2 separate regions of the Mus musculus genome follow, and region 1 is linked to region 2. A link is a loop called in an ENCODE intact Hi-C map of the cell type or tissue named here. Cell type or tissue: left cerebral cortex. All regions are shown on one strand.

Evidence for each region. A loop is a pair of places that touch in the nucleus more often than their neighbours do. Peaks named below come from ENCODE experiments on the same cell type or tissue, not always from the same donor. Only the 100,000 strongest peaks of a DNase experiment are listed, where the experiment ranks them.
Region 1: it touches region 2 in a loop (2.5-fold over the local background); 7 of 42 quality-filtered maps call a loop at or near these places.

What each region holds. Positions count from the first base shown.
Region 1 is chr1:166,205,673-166,213,672 of GRCm38, reverse strand. Mael (maelstrom spermatogenic transposon silencer) reads left to right here. Exons shown (of 12, transcript NM_175296.4): 9 at 7,758-7,820. Among named protein-coding and RNA genes, the nearest start is that of Mael, 29 kb to the left of the region's middle. In left cerebral cortex, no CTCF peak of the experiment used is centred here; a DNase peak (open chromatin) is centred at 4,073.
Region 2 is chr1:166,314,581-166,322,580 of GRCm38, reverse strand. It overlaps Ildr2 (immunoglobulin-like domain containing receptor 2), which reads right to left. Exons shown (of 10, transcript NM_001164528.1): 10 at 5,749-8,000. Among named protein-coding and RNA genes, the nearest start is that of Tada1, 61 kb to the left of the region's middle. In left cerebral cortex, a CTCF peak has its summit at 3,229 (motif pointing right); DNase peaks (open chromatin) are centred at 3,235, 5,333 and 6,316; H3K27ac peaks cover 1,547 bases.

The sequences.
Region 1 (8,000 bases), 110 kb after region 2:
CTTTTTAGCATTACCAGAAGAGATCAATAAAAAGTTTTCAGAGACAAACTATTTTCTAAAACTCTTAAATACTGGCCAAAATACAACTTTTTTTTTCAAAAAATTAAATATATAAGCTTAGACCATGGTAATTATTTCATATACCTTAATAGCAACTGTATACTATCTCTCTGTGTAAGAAAAATTCCAGCATCAATTATACTCTTTGGGTTTTGTTTGTTTGTTTGTTTGTTTATAGCATTTTTAAGATATTTTCTTCATTTACATTTCAAATGCTATCCTGAAAGCCCCATATACCTCCCCCTGGCCTGCTCCCCAACCCACCCACTCCCACTTCCTGGCCCTGGCATTCCCCTGTACTGGGGCATATAATCTTTGCAAGACTAAGGGCCTCTAATCCCATTGATGGCCAACTAGGCCATCCTGTGCTACATATGCAACTAGAGACACAGCTCTAGGGGGTACTGGTTAGTTCATATTGTTGTTCCTCCTATAGGGTTGCAGACCCCTTCAGCTCCTTGGGTACTTTCTCTAGCTCCTTCATTGGGGGCCCTGTGTTCTATCCAACAGATGATTGTGAGCATCCACTTCTGTATTTTCCAGGCACTGGCATAGCCTCACAAGAGATAGCTATATCAGGGTCCTGTCAGCAAAATCTTGCTGGCATATGCAATAGTGTATGGGTGTAGTGGTGGTTTTTGGGATGGATCCCCAGGTGGGGCAGTCTCGGGTCCTTCCTTCATCTCAGCTTCAAACTTTGTCTCTGTAACTCTCCCATGGGTATTTTGTTCCCCATTCTAAGAAGGAACAAAGTAATCACATTTTGGTCTTCCTTCTTCTTGAGTTTGATGTGTTTTGCAAATTGTATCTGTTAAATCCATTTGTTTCATAACTTCTGCTAGTTTCACTGTGTCTGTGTTCAGTTTGTTTCCATGATCTGTCATTGATGAGAGTGGGATGTTGAACTCTCCCACTATTATTGTGTGTGGTGCTATGTGTGTTTTGAGCATTAGTAAAGTTTCTTTAATGAATGTGGATGAACTTGCATTTGGAGCATAAATGTTCAGAATTGAGAGTTCATCTTGGTAAATTTTACCTTTGATGAGTATGAAGTGCCCCTCCTTATCTTTGGGTTGGAAGTCAATTTTATTCTGTATTAGAATGGCTACTCATGCTTGTTTCTTGGGACCATTTGCTTGGAAAATTGTTTTCCAGCCTTTTACTCTGAGGTAGAGTCTGTCTTTGTCACTGAGGTGGGTTTCCTGTATGCAGCAAAATGTTGGGTCCTGTTTATGTAGCCAGTCTGTTAGTCTATGTCTTTTTATTGGGGAATTGAGACCATTGATATGAAGAGATATTAAGGAAAAGTAATTGTTGCTTCCTGTTATTTTTGTTGTTAGAGCTGGGATTCTGTTCTTGTGGCTGTCTTCTTTTAGGTTTGTTGAAGGATTACTTTCTTGCTTTTTCTAGGGTGTGGTTTCCCTCGTGTTGGAGTTTTCCCTTTATTATCCTTTGAAAGGCTGGATTCATGGAAAGATATTGTGTGCATTTGGTTTTGTCATGGAATACTTTGGTTTCTCCATCTATGGTAATTGAGAGTTTTGCTGGGTATAGTAGACTGGGCTGGCATTTTTTGTTCTCTTAGGGTCTGTATGACATCTGCCCAGGATCTTCTGGCTTTCATAGTCTCTGGGGAGAAGTCAGGTGTAATTCTGATTGGTCTGCCTTTATATGTTACTTGACCCTTTTCCCTTACTGCTTTTAATATTCTTTCTTTGTTTTGTGTATTTGGTGTTTTGATTATTATGTGACAGGAGAAATTTCTTTTCTGGTCCAAACTATTTGGAGTTCTGTAGGTTTCTTATGTTTTCATGGGCATCTCTTTCTTTAGATTGGGGAAGTTTTCTTCTATAATTTTGTTGAAGATATTTCCTGGCCCTTTAAGTTGGAAATCTTCCTTCTCATCTATACCTATTATCCTTAGGTTTGGTCTTTCATTGTGTCCTGGATTTCCTGGATGTTTTGAGTTAGGATCTTTTTGCATTTTGCATTTTCTTTGATTGTTGTGTCCATGTTTCCTATGGAATCTTCTGCACCTGAGAGTCTCTCGTCCATGTCTTGTATTCTGTTGGTGATGCTTACATCTATGGCTCCTGACTTCTTTCCTAGGTTTTCTATCTCCAGAGTTGTCTCCCTTTGGGCCTTCTTTATTATTTCTACTTCCATTTTTAGATCCTGGATGGTTTTGTTCAATTCCATCACCCGTTTAGCAGTGTTTTCCTGTAATTCTTTAAGGAATTTTTGTGCTTCCTCTTTAAGTACTTCTACCTGTTTAGCAGTGTTCTCCTTTATTTCTTTAAGTGTGTTATTAATGTCCTTAAAATCCTCTACCAGTATCATATGATTTTAAATCCAAACCTTGCTTTTCGGGTGTGTTGTGGTATCCAGGACTTGCTGTGGTGGGAATACTGGGTTCCAATGATACCAAGTGGTCTTGGTTTCTGTTAGTAAGATTCTTACACTTGCCATTAGCCATTTGGTAATCTCTGGTGTTAGATGTTCTAACTGTCTCTGGCTGGAGCTTGTTCCTCCTGTGATTCTGTTAGCCTCTGTCAGCACTCCTGGGAGTCCAACTCTCTCCTGAGTTCCAGGGGTCAGAGCACTCTCTGCAGACAAGCTCTCCTCTGGCAGGGAAGGTGCACAGAGGTCTGGAACTCAGCTCCACCTCCTGGCTGAAGATGAAGGCCTGAAGGGATCCTGTCCAAGAAGTTCTGTTGTTTCTAAAGCAGCCCATGCACTCTCCTGTACAGACTGGTCTCTGAGAGACCCGAGATACAAGAAGTTATAGTCTTTATAATAGAAGAAATACAGTGATAAGTTCAATTAGTAAATACAGGTTGAACAATATTTAAAGTAGCTTTACTGTAAGACATTTTTGGAGGAGGCCTGTGTTATAGGGTTGGTTCAGAGAAACTAATGACATTTTATCGCAGCCAGCTTAGTGAGGAAGCTGTAACCATGTGCCTATACCTGTCACTGAGCACATCAAAAGTAATAAAATTTTGATGGAGTTTAGAGCTAATAAACTATAGAAGCTAGTTATAAACTGCTAATGTAGGTCAAGAGGACTAATTTTAAACACTGCTCTAAAGTTCCTACTAAAAGAGTTAGTAGCTAGTGGCTGATAACATATTATCTTAAAGTCTAGGAAAAATGGGTACATTTTAAATTAATGTAGTTTAGTAATTAATAAGGTAGTAAGGGGCATACTATTTTAGAGGCTCAAATGTTTAAATTTTAATAACTGTCTTGTTCTAATGTTTCTTGTCAAATTGTCTTTTGGTTAATATACAAAGTCTGTGGCCTGCAGCACAGCCATTATTTAATCAGCAAATACTGACTCAGACATAGTGACACAAACTTCTAACCCCAGTAAGCAGAGTCAGAGGCAGGAGGATTGTTACAAGTGCAAAGCTATCCTAATCTATATAGGGAGTTCAGGCCAGCCAGAACCCCATCAAAACAAAACAAAATTTACTGCATATCTTTCTTGCACATAGCAAAATTCATGTACCTCTACCTTCCTGAAGCTAACATAGGAAAGATACATGCAATAGGTAATTTTAAGAAAATTAACATTTTAGTTGTAATAAATGCTAAAGCAATCAACTGATAAGTGTGGAAAGGGAGACTATAAAATGAACGGTCAAGAGGACTATTTAATTGTAATATGAAAGTAAGAGATGAAGCAGAAGGAAGAATAAACGAAGAGAACCTTGTTAGAAACAGTAATTTTACCAAGTATGAAAGAAAACTGATTAGCTGCCTAAGGCTTTTACAGATGCATTGAAAGGAGATAAAAGGAAGGCGTGAAGCCTATGATTATTGGATGAGCTGGCATTAGATGACTTGGGACTAGGATGGTGACAGTAGAGACAGGAGTAAGTGGTTTTAGATTAGTAACAAGCAGTAGACCTTGCTTACAATCTAGGGAGAGAAAATGGAAGCTGAGTGACAAAGCATGAAGAGCCGAGTTTAGAATATTGTGGGAGCCCTGGTGAAGCATCTGATGAGCCACAGTGTGGATGAGATCACTTACAGACTGAGAAGAAGACTCAGTGCCGAACCTTTATTAATAGCTCTGCCATTACTATAACAAAGCTTGGGCAGCGCTGTGGGTTTGGATATGTCAGCACCTCAGCCTACAGTTGCTACGTTACACAAATGAGTCATGTCAGTGTCCGTGATGGAGACTGGTAAGGTGAAGAGTGAAACCGTGTTACATGCAGTAACTAACTTCACAGTCCACCATGAGCTGTTTCTTCACTTTTGTTCCTTGGTTTATTTCATTGTTTGGGAATATAAGTTCTATGGCATTTTTGGTGCTGCAGACTTTCTTTGAATGTCTGGTTCTCCTTAATTATGTTTATATTTAGAAATGAGGCTTCAAAACCAAGTAAATGGCCCACTTTGTTTAGTGAGAACTACCAACTAGTCAGGCTTTGCAGAAGCAGAAACCAACAAAAGGGTTTGGTAAGTTGGAAGCAGAATCCTAAATTTAAGAGCAGTCCGCTTATTCCCTTGCATGGTGTTAGAGAATGACAGATCTTTGAACAGAAATTCAGTCTCCTAACCTCCAGGCATCCCTTTCTTAGTTTATTTGTCTGTGTACATGTATGCTGTGGAAAGTTCTGATAGGCAGATCTTCAGGTAGCTCTTTCCCTGCCTACTCTGTGGGTCACAAAGGCAGTGACTTGAGATACCATTCCTCATTTATTCCTATACTGTTATTAAGCTGTTATATAGAAGCTTGTTGTTTTTCTTTGCTGTGTGCATCTAGTTGACTGTGATTTTCAAATGACTTTGGGGACAAGAAATAAATGTATGCATGTATTTAATTCTCCAGCTTAAAGCCTTGGCAATAGTAGTTTTAAGAAACGAGGTTTTATAGTGTGACATCACTTTAGAATTTCATCCTTAGTTCAATTAAATAAGCTTTCTTTATTTAATAAAAATTTGAGCAGATCTTGTATAATAAGACACTAGGTTCTGTGAGTAATGTGGTCAAGCGTGACATAATCTTAATCTCAGTCTCCTTCCCAATAACAGCAGTGAGATGAGTGGCCATACGAGACTCTTACCTAGAGGGACTGCTAAGAAACCTTAAAAAGCTGTCAAAGAATGATGTTTGATCAGACTAGAGACAAAGTTGATTTCAAATTACGTCACTGTAAGGGTTTTAAAACCGTGAAATACTTCATGGGGTATTTTGTCTGATTTATTTTTTTTAAACAGAATTTCTGTGGGCAGTGATATAGGCTAAATAGAGGACGTTTCCATTAGAAAGCAGGCTCAGCAGTGATTCTGGAATAAGGATGTACACGGACTGTAAGGCCAGTGAGTGAGTCTCACTAGACCATAGAGAACTGTAGGATGATGCGAATTCTGATAGTTTTCCTTGGAAGGAAGAGTATATTCTGACATAGGGGCAGAAGCAGTCATCAGGACTTTAAGAAGGGGTGTAAATAACTTTATGCTGTGTATATGTGGTGAGGCAGCATCAGGAGCTTAAAAAATACACAGTAGGTAAATTGAAACCAGTGTACGAGGGGCTAGAGATGGCGTATAGTGCTCTTCCAGAGGATCAGAGTTCAGTTCCCAGAACCCATGTTGGGCGCCTCACACTACCTGTAACTGTAATCCCAGAGAGTCTACCCTCTGTGCTCCATAGGCACCTACACTCCCTTACATGGGTACACACATAATTAACATTTTTTTAATAGCACAAACTAGATCTGGTTTCTGATGGCAATAGTACTGGGTACTTTTTCTTTTAACTCCAAGAGACTCAAGTTTTTAGAAGTTTTGTTATGGTTTAGTGGAAAAAGATTAATAAGTGAGTAGAAATAGATTAAACAGCACCACTTTAAGTAGTGTCTTAGTCAGGCTTCTATTCCTGCACAAACATCATGACCAAGAAGCAAGTTGGGGAGGAAAGGGTTTATCCAGCTTACTTTTCCATACTACTGAATATACTACTGAAGTCAGGACTGGAACTCAAGCAGGACAGGAAGCAGGAACTGATGCAGAGGCCATGGAGGGATGTTACTTACTGGCTTGCTTGAGTTCTAGTCCTGAGTTCCTTTGGTGATGAACAGTGGTTTGAAGGTATAAGCTAAATAAACCCTTTCCTTCCCAACTTGCTTCTTGGTCATGATGCAGGAATAGAAACCCTGACTAAGACAGTAGGGTAGCCATAGATTTAGAAACATTTTTGTTTGGGGGTTTGAGGTTTTAAGTTTTTGTATATTATTTAATACTTGAATATATTATTTAACGTTGACTTGTTATTTTTTCACTATGTGTCTGTGTGTGGGTTTGTGCACATGGGTGCTTGTACAGAGGGCTTCAGAACCCTCTGGAGATGGAATTTTAGGTGGTTGTAAGCTGTCTGACATGAGTGCCAGAAGCTGAGCTTGTTCTCTGGAAGAGCATTTTACTCCTAACTGTAGGCTTCTCCCTCCCCTTGGGTGTATCTCAGATCTGACCTGTATAGAACGCATGTATCTGGGTAGGTCCTTGTGACTTGAAATCTAGACAAGGAGCAAAACTAATAACACTAACACTTACTAATTCTATATGGTTATCTACAATATTGGTTCTTACATCTTTAATTTAGAGCTTTATGACTCACATTTATCGTATCACTAGTCTTTGGAAATACAGGGGGGTGGGGTGTTAGATTGATTTTAGATCATCTACAGTTAACTGTCACTTGGCACAAATAACTTTATAGTTAATGAATAGCACTTTTTATGGTTTTCAATGAAGATTCTTGTTAAGTTTAGGCAAGCTTTGTATTGTTAGTAATACTGTTCTGAGTCTTAGTAGATGGTACTTGGTAGGAAAACACAAGTTTATTGTTTCTGTGTTTGTAGTTCTGGATTAAATCATTTGTCTGACTTTGGTCATTTCCTCTCTAATGTTTTCTCTTGTCTCCATTCAACCATCACTTTTTCAAGGTCACTCCCTTCCATACTGTTGCTACTGCTTCACATCAATCCATAGTTCTTTAGAACTTTTCTTTAAGGATGCCTATATGTCTTTTGATACTCCTTTACCACCAAAAGAAAGTGCTCTGAGATGACTTCATTCAGTTCTGTGTCCTTCATGCCTAGATAATTGGCAACATGTGTGCAGTCCATGTTTAGTGACTGTGTTAACTTTAGTTACTACTATGCCTCTATAACCCTCATTTTAAGGTAAAATTTAATTGTATGATTATGTCTAGTTTTCACATTAAGAATTTTCACTGGAAGAGGTTACATACAACTCTACTTTAATATCTGTATTAAATTAATCTTTGAGGAGCACTGAGATAGCTGAGTGGGTAAAGGTGCTTGCCCATCAGTTTGATCCTGGAAACCCATGTGGCAGAGGAAGAGAACCAACTCTACAAGTTGCCCTCTGACCTCCACATACGCATACTCAATATTAAATAAGCACAATAGTAAGCACAAACAATAAATAAATGTAAAAGATGTAAGAAATTTTGAGTAATAGTATCAGTTTTTATTAGCATATCTCAGCTAGTTGAATTGGAAATCTAGCATATAAAAAAACCTTAAACAGGTAATGTGGCTTAGCTACTTAGGTTAGTGCAGATTTTCTCTGTGTACTGGGGATAGAACTCCAGATTTATTACACACTCTATCCTCGACCACTTATTAGTACATTAAATCCTTTTTCTTGTACAGGTGCAAATGGCATGAAGAAAATGATATTCTCTTCTGTGCTTTAGCTGTTTGCAAGAAAATCGCGTAAGTATAGGAAGGAGTTCTGTGTGTGCTCTGCAGGGAGTCCTCTCTGCCTGGTGTGCTTGCTCTTGTCTGTCCACCAGGGTGTCTGTTCACTTCCTTACTCTAAAATCCAAGAAAACCAAAGGTGGTTTTTGAGGGTTTTTTGGATGTTTTGGTTTTTTTAATGTTACTTTTACTGTT
Region 2 (8,000 bases):
GGCATCTAAAAAAAAACCTAAGCTAGAATGAAAACAAAAACAAAAATGAAAGCAGAAGAGGACAAAACAAGACAAACAAACAGTAAAAAGAGCCAAAGAAAAAGCAGAAGAAACACATTTAGATGCAGACACACAAACATTCCATAAAAACACACCATAATATAGAAGCAAAAGACCTGTACCAGATACAGTATTATGAGAGAAAAAAACCCAAACCAAACCAAACAACCAAAACAAAACCCTCCAAAAAATACCATGGAAATTGTTTTGCCTTAGCCATCTACTGGTGAGCATGGGGCCTGTCCTTTAGTGTGGTTTGTATACCAAGTGAGATTCTATTGGGATAAAATAACTTCCCTTGAGAGTGGTTATCAAGTGGAGATAGATTCTAGGATGGAGTCTGTGTCCACTTCCCCTCTCAGCTCTGTGATCCCCTTGGGCTTAGAACTGTGCAGGACCAGTACATCTGCCTGGCTGTGTCTAGAAGGCCTTCTGTTGGTGTCTTCCAGCACCACTGGCTTTTACAGTATTTAGTTGCCTGAACCCAGAGGAGAAGGACTTGATGGGAACTTAACCCTACTTAGGACTGAGTATTCCAAGGTTCTCACCCTCTGCACATTGTCTAGCTGTGAGTCTCTGTATTGTTCCCATCTGCTGCAGGAGGAAGCTTCCCTGACGATGGCTGAGCAAGGCACTGCTCTAGGAGTGTAGCAGACAGTCTTTAGGAGTTGTTTTATGGCTATGTTTCTTTAGCAGAAAAGTAGTATTTGCTTTTGCCCTAAGTTCCTGGACTTTCTAGTCTCATGGTTTTGGTACCTGAGCAGTGTCAGAAAAGGCAAAGATTTTTCTGAGCAGAGCACCAGTGACAAGCACACTATGATCAACAATGAACACAGGGGACAATGAAACTGAAGGGATTCTGCATGCAAAGGCCACTGTCCTCTGGATAAAGCAGCAGCCTATAAAACGGGATGTGAGTTTTTACTAACTACACATAGGACAGAGGGGTAACATTTAATATATAAAGGATGAAGAGTAGACATCAAGAAAACAAATAACCCGGTTGGAAATGGGGTGTATATCTAGACAGAGAGTTCTAAAAAGACGAAACACAGATGTCTGAGAAACACCTAGTGTTCAACATCCTGAGTCATCAGGGAAATACAAACCAAAACTACTCAGAGATTTCACCTTTCACCAGTTAGAATGGCAAAGGTCACTAAAACAAATGACATCTCATGCTGGCAAAGATGCCAAGTAAGGGCTGGAGGTGAAAACTTGTACAGGCACCACAGGAACCAGTGTGCAGTTCCTCAGGAAGATGGGAATAGAACTACCTCAAGATCCAACTTGGGCAAATACCCAAAATACCCTACCACAAAGGCTTTTGCTCAGTCATGCTCATTGATGCTCTACCTGTAATAGCCAGGAATTGGAGACAGCCTAGGTATCTGTCAATGGATTACTAGAATTAAAAAAAAAAGTGGGGTACACTTACACAGTAGAAAATTACTTGGCCATTAAAACAAACTGAAAACAAAACAACAGAAGGAAGAGGGGGAGAAGCAGGAAGAGAAGGAGGAGGAGAAACAGTCATGAAATTCCCAAGTAAATGGATGGATGTAGAAAACAATTATTCTGAGTGAGGTAACACAGACCCAAAAAGATAAATACAGTATTGTCTTATTCACTATTCTATTGATGTGAGAAGACACCATAAGCATGACAGCTCTTACAAGAAAGCATTTAATTGAGGGTTGCTTACAGTTTCAGAGGTTTAGTCTATTACCAGTATGGCAGGAATCATGGCGGCAGACATGGTGCTGGAGAAGGGGCTGAGCATTCTACATCTGGATCCACAGGCAGCAGGAAGAGAGAAACACAGCCCTGGCTTGGGTCCTTGAAACCTCAAAGCCCATCTCCTAGTGACACTTCTTCCAACATGACCACACCTACCCCAACAAGGCCACTCCTAATCCCTTCCAAGTAATACCACTCCCTAATAATTAAACATTCAAACATATGATTCTTTGGGGGCCATTTTTATTCAAAGCACCACACAGGTGCACACACACAAACATGGGGGCAGGGAGACTGGAACAGGAGGATTAAATTCAGAGGGGAGTAAAAAGGGAGTAAAATTAAGGGCCATTTAAAGAGCCATATGAAAGCCTAATACAGTAGACGCTTCTTAAAATATATACATATATGGAATGAATCTAAATGAAGTCACCAAATAACAGGGGAGATGGAGCCCCAACTGGGTACCTCCCATCACCATATGAAGCTTCCAGTACTAAGAATGGGTTACATCTAATCAAGTTGTTGGCCAAAAGGGTCCCATGGAAACCCCAAACAACCTAGGCTACTACTAAGGCTATTGGTTGCTCTCCACAAACAGATGGTAAGACTCTATTGCTGAAGACAACACCTATATAATTTACTGAACATGGAGACGAAGTCAAGATGGTGCCTACCTACAGCCTTCATTCCTATAACCTAGTATTCGTAGTACTGGAAGACACTACTGGAGGAGAAAAACCAAACCCAGCTATAAACCAGTCTACAAAAGATGCTCTGCCTGCAAGATGTGACAGTGCAATAGTGACACCTGGACCCATGTACATATGATCAATGCCAAAAGACTGAGTAGATTTATACACATATGTGCATGTCAGTGTGCATGTGTGTGTAGGCACATGTTAATGTGAGCATGTGTGGTGTGTACAGCAATAATAATTAAAGATCACGAATTTGGAAGGGGGGACATGGGACCGGTTGGAGGGTGAGGAAGGAGTAGGAATGATATAGATACAGTGCTAGTCATGAAGGAAGGATATATGTGAATTAACATATCACATGTACCCTATAAATCATATTACATGTACCAAAAACTATTCATATGGGGGTTGTAAGCCTCTCTGTGTATGCTTTGCATTTAGGGTTTTCTATATCATGTTTTAAGGTAAACTCCTCTGGGTACCACGTGAGGAAAAACTGAGCACTTGTGAGTAGACATCCTATATGGGAGCACATGCTTAGAGGAAACTAATTCTCACTCTCCCAGGAGCCATTGATCACTCGTAGTTCTTCGTGTAAGGGGGGGGGGGGGGTACATATGCAGCTTTTTAAGAACCCAAGCTCTCCTGCCTCTGTCCAGCATGCTGACTCTTGGAAAGTTAAAAAAGATTCAGGCTTTCCAGTGAATGCATGCCACTAGATGGCGTGTCAAGACAATTCATGTCCCTTGGCTGGCCTTGCAAGCTCCCATACTCCTGCCATGTTGGGTGAGTCATCTCAGGCTACCTGAAAGGCATTCAGGAAATGCTTAAAACCAATTCAGCAGAGAATGGTCCTTTCACCTACATGGCATGATGCTAAGCATTAGGATGTCTCTACCAGGAGATTCTGAAACCACCCTATTTCTTATTCCTTTGATTTAAAGGAACATAAAAACTCGGATTAGATTTAGCCAAAGTGAAGGAAAGTGGATGGTTTTGTTTCTCCTTATTCTAGCTCATCCTTTGGGTCTAATCTTTTCTTGCTTCCTGAATGAGACTGAGATCTGGAATTTCTGTAGTCCCTCCGCACACTTAATGATCTGTTCACAGATGGCCCCTAGAATCAGCTTATATCAGATATTTAAACAGCCATCTTCTTTCAAAGATCCAATCCTGAACCGTATGGAAATCTGAGTCTCCCTAACCATTCTGTTTTATCTTATTACAAATTGCTATGCTTTATTATTTTTTTTCTCCACAATACGGTCCAGTTCTTGCTCAATTTCCCCTTAACCGTAGACTTTCTGATCTAAATATATAGATTTGGGAGAGTAGGGTACTTTAAAAATTAGAAAAGGTCTTTCTTGACTGAAACCAACATATTATGATATGTTCAAAATTAAAAAAAAACATAAAACACAAGAAATCATGAACAACAGTGAGCAAATTAGCAATCTCCAAAATTAAAGGTACAGACAGTATAGGTATTGAAATATAATCCATAAAATTTAATATTATTATGTTGATTGCAAAGAAATAAAAGGGAATTGTACATAAGAATAAGCTGGCACAATCAAAAATGACTATGTACAAAAAGAAAAAAATAAAGCTAAGTTGAACACCCAGAACTGAAAAGTATATTAGAATTAAGACTAGAAGCCAGGCATGGTGGCACACGCCTTTAATCCCAGCACTTGGGAGGCAGAGGCAGGAGGATTTCTGAGTTCGAAGCCAGTCTGGTCTACAAAGTGAGTGCCAGAACTATATAGAGAAACCCTGTCTCAAAAAAAAAAAAAAAAAAAAAAAAAAAAAGAATTGGGACTGGAATCAGCTGATGAGAACATAGAAAACTATAAGATAAACATGAAGAAATTACCCAGAATAGAGAGCTGAAGACAAAGAAAGAGAAAACATGAAGATTATATTAAGAAACACAGAGAGTAGAACAAAAAGATGAAGCGTTTAATTGGATTTGTCAAAAGAGAGTTTGGAGATGAAATGTTTGATGTGTTAATAGCTTAAAGTTTTCCATATTTGATAAAAAGCCAGCCCACGGACCGAGGAAGCACAGTCCCAGTTGTAATAAATAAAAAGAAACCCACAGTAGCATGTTCTTTAAAACCTAAGAACACTAGAGACAAGGTCAAAGTTGAAAAGCATCCTGAAGCACAAGGTAGATTGCTGACAAAGGAAAAGCAATTGGGTTGACAGACGTCTCAAAAGCACCCCTGGGGATCAGAAGGAAGCGGAAACCCATGACTTCAGTTTGGTGAAGAAAAAGTGACTTCTGTCATCAGTGAGATTCTCTTTGGGGAACAATAACAAGACACTGTGATTGACAGCAACAAATCAACAGCATATCCCACCAAGGGACCAGCACAAAAGAAAATTTCCTTCAGGAAGAAAAACAGTTCATCAAGAAAATCTATAATGTAGCCAGAAAAGATTTATAGGGGGAGATGGGGAGGAGGAAAGATTCTAAACATATTTGAGAAATTTAAAAATATTATTTTATAAGGGCTGGAAAAATCAAGATGGAGTTAAAACATTAGCCAAACAGAAGGAAGTCCAGAAGAGGTATGAGTTTAACTGCTTTAGAGTCTATTTTTAAATTAAACCTACATAGAAACATTTTAACAGAATTACTAAAAGAAGAGAGTTAAGCCCAAACGTTTCAAGCAAAGACAGGTTTTCTGGAATCTCTTGACAGGACCTGGCCATCAAAGAGATTAATAGCTCCACGAGCTACTTACCGCTGTTTATGCTCACAAAGGTTTTTAATTGCCTTCCCTTAATTATGGTACTGAGGAATTTCCAAATCTCTTCAGAAACTAAAATGTCCTCCCACGGAACGGCTCTCCTCTCCCTTCTCTAAAGAGTCAGGCAAAGGCTCTTTTCCTGAATATGAGCCAGGTACCATCATTGTCCAACTACCATATCTACATATGTAGATAACATATGTCCTGATGTCACAGTGGGTGTCAACAGAATTCACCCAGCCCACAGCTCATTAAAGTCTGCTGGAACACACATTAACTGCCAACATCTGCCTCTACAGTACTTAGACCATTCTTTGGAGAGTGTGTATATCATTACTATTATTAATCATTGTTATTATTTTGATAGCAGTACTAAGCACTGAGCTTCATAATACCAGTTCCATACAGGTCACTTCATGTAATTTTTTTTTTAAATCTTGGAGAGAGCACAAACTGTAAGATTGTAACATAATTAATTGAGTTCTTTATAACAAAAGTAGATGAAATGCTTTATTTACTTTAAATCATTACAATCAAATGCACTTTGTATGTATGACACAGGAAAAGAAAACCATGAGTGACAGTGATATAAGTGTTTCAGTTTTGATGTCACAGACAAGGCACAAAAACAACTGGGCAGGTGATTCTCATGAAGTAGGCATCTTTGCACCCGACTCTTTTGATGGCATGGTTTTTATTTTCACAAGGACATTTCTCATGGAGTAGTGTCTAACATCTTTGTTAATAAACATGGCAAGAGAGAAGCTATGGGTATCTTTCCCAAACTTTTAGATAAAAGAAGTCGGACCACATTTTCCCCTGTCCAGTCAGACCCACCAAAAAACTCGAACATGACTTTTAGCTCAACTGCCACAACTTTATCCTTCTCATCGTCCTTATCCCCCTCTAGATCTGGACCTCGAGTTCTACCTAAAAAAAAATGTATCTCAAAATATAGTGAAGATGACAGCTCCTGCCCACAGCCATGGAATTCTGAGCCTGGATGAATCTGTAGCTTGGCTTAGAAATTCCTCTTTGAGAAGAATTCAGAAAGTGGCAACCCTTTTGTCAAAGCCTTTCCCCTCACAGCTTGATGCTGATGATGAAGATCCTCCCCAGCAAAGACACCTCCTTCTCAGGGCAGACTTCAAGGAACCTCCTGTGGATAGATGAAGTGGCAAATGCCTGCCTTCCTAGCTTCTCCTCACCAATGATGTGTGAGTGAATATTGAGTCAGGGCTCTCTCCACTATCCACCTGCTTGGGAAGAGAACACACTAGAGGCTGGGCCCGTGATTACTGTAGGCTTAGGACCTGGACAGTCAGAAGGCCATCTAAAGACTAAAAGCTATTTGGCAATAGGTGATCACTTGGCACACTTTCAGACCCAGCTCCACATTGGGTAAGATGGGAAAACACTGGGCTTGCTGTGAAGAACAAATGTGCCCCGTTGATGCCAACCTCACGCTGTTGCTTAAAGCATCTCGGCTTCTTCTTACTCACCTTTGATGCCACTAGGGCCTTTGAGCTTCACAGGTAATCCCAAGTGACTAGGGGGTAGGTCCTGGTAGGGAACCTTTTGCTTTCTAAGACCTTAGAATTTCCATGGGTGATTCCTGTACTCTATACATCACTTCTAAACTTCCATAAGATTCTGGCTGCAATTAAATCAGTTTTGGAATAGGTAATATATATTTTACTATTTTTTTCTCCACCCACTTTTGGTCCTAGCATGAAAGTTATGTTATTAGCAAAGCTTTTAATTTTTACCCTTTAAAAATGATTTACGTTTGCCATTTTCTCTGATGGCTTTTTTTTTTTTCTATTCATGAGCTAAGTTTTATTCAGGATGGTAAGGGAATAAGAAAATTGTCTGTAATTCCTGTTGTCTGATCTCAGCCTGTCACAACATATCACTATTCTGGGAGTTGGAACATGTCAAGAAGCCTCCCGGGGGGAGGTCCTCCAACCCCCTCCCTTTAAATGTTTCCTTTCAGCCTGACTCTGGTGAGCCATTCTCCAGTGTCATAGCTGGGACTGCTGGATGCCACACCAGTGCCAGACCTAAGGAAGTTAGAGGGACCTCACAGTGATATTGGAATGAAATAATCCACAGCACAAACAATATTCCTGGCCAGCAGATAGGGGTGCACCAGAGGTATGATCCAGTATAGCACCACCCAAATGCATCTACCACAAGGCATTCTAAAAGGATATGTTCAGAATACAAATCCTTACTCCAGATCCACCCATCCATTCTCCAAGGTACAGTCCAACAGCATTTGTGACAGTGGCAGTCAGTAATCCTTGTGTTTTTTCATTGTTATTTTCAGTGTTTGGTTCTTTAAGGCAGAGTATCATACAGCCCAGGGTGACCTTGAACTCACTATGTAGCCAAGGATGACCTTGAACTTGAAACTCTCCCAGATGTTGGGATCACAGGCATGTGCCACTACCCCTAGTTTATTGTGCTAGGGATTGAACCAGGGCTTTGTGCATGCTAATCAAGCGCTCTACCAACTGAGCCACATCCCAGTCCCCCAGGCAAGTAATTGTTTTACCAAGTATTTTTAAATGCTTTATTTCTTTGTTAGGTGTGTATTTTGCCTTCGTGTGTGTGTGTGTGTGTGTGTGTGTGTGTGTGTGTGTCTGAACTGGTGCTGGGAGTCTCCATGTGCTGAAAAATGAATGTGGGTCCTCTGGAAGAGTAGCCAGCACACGTAATCACAGAGCCATCTCTC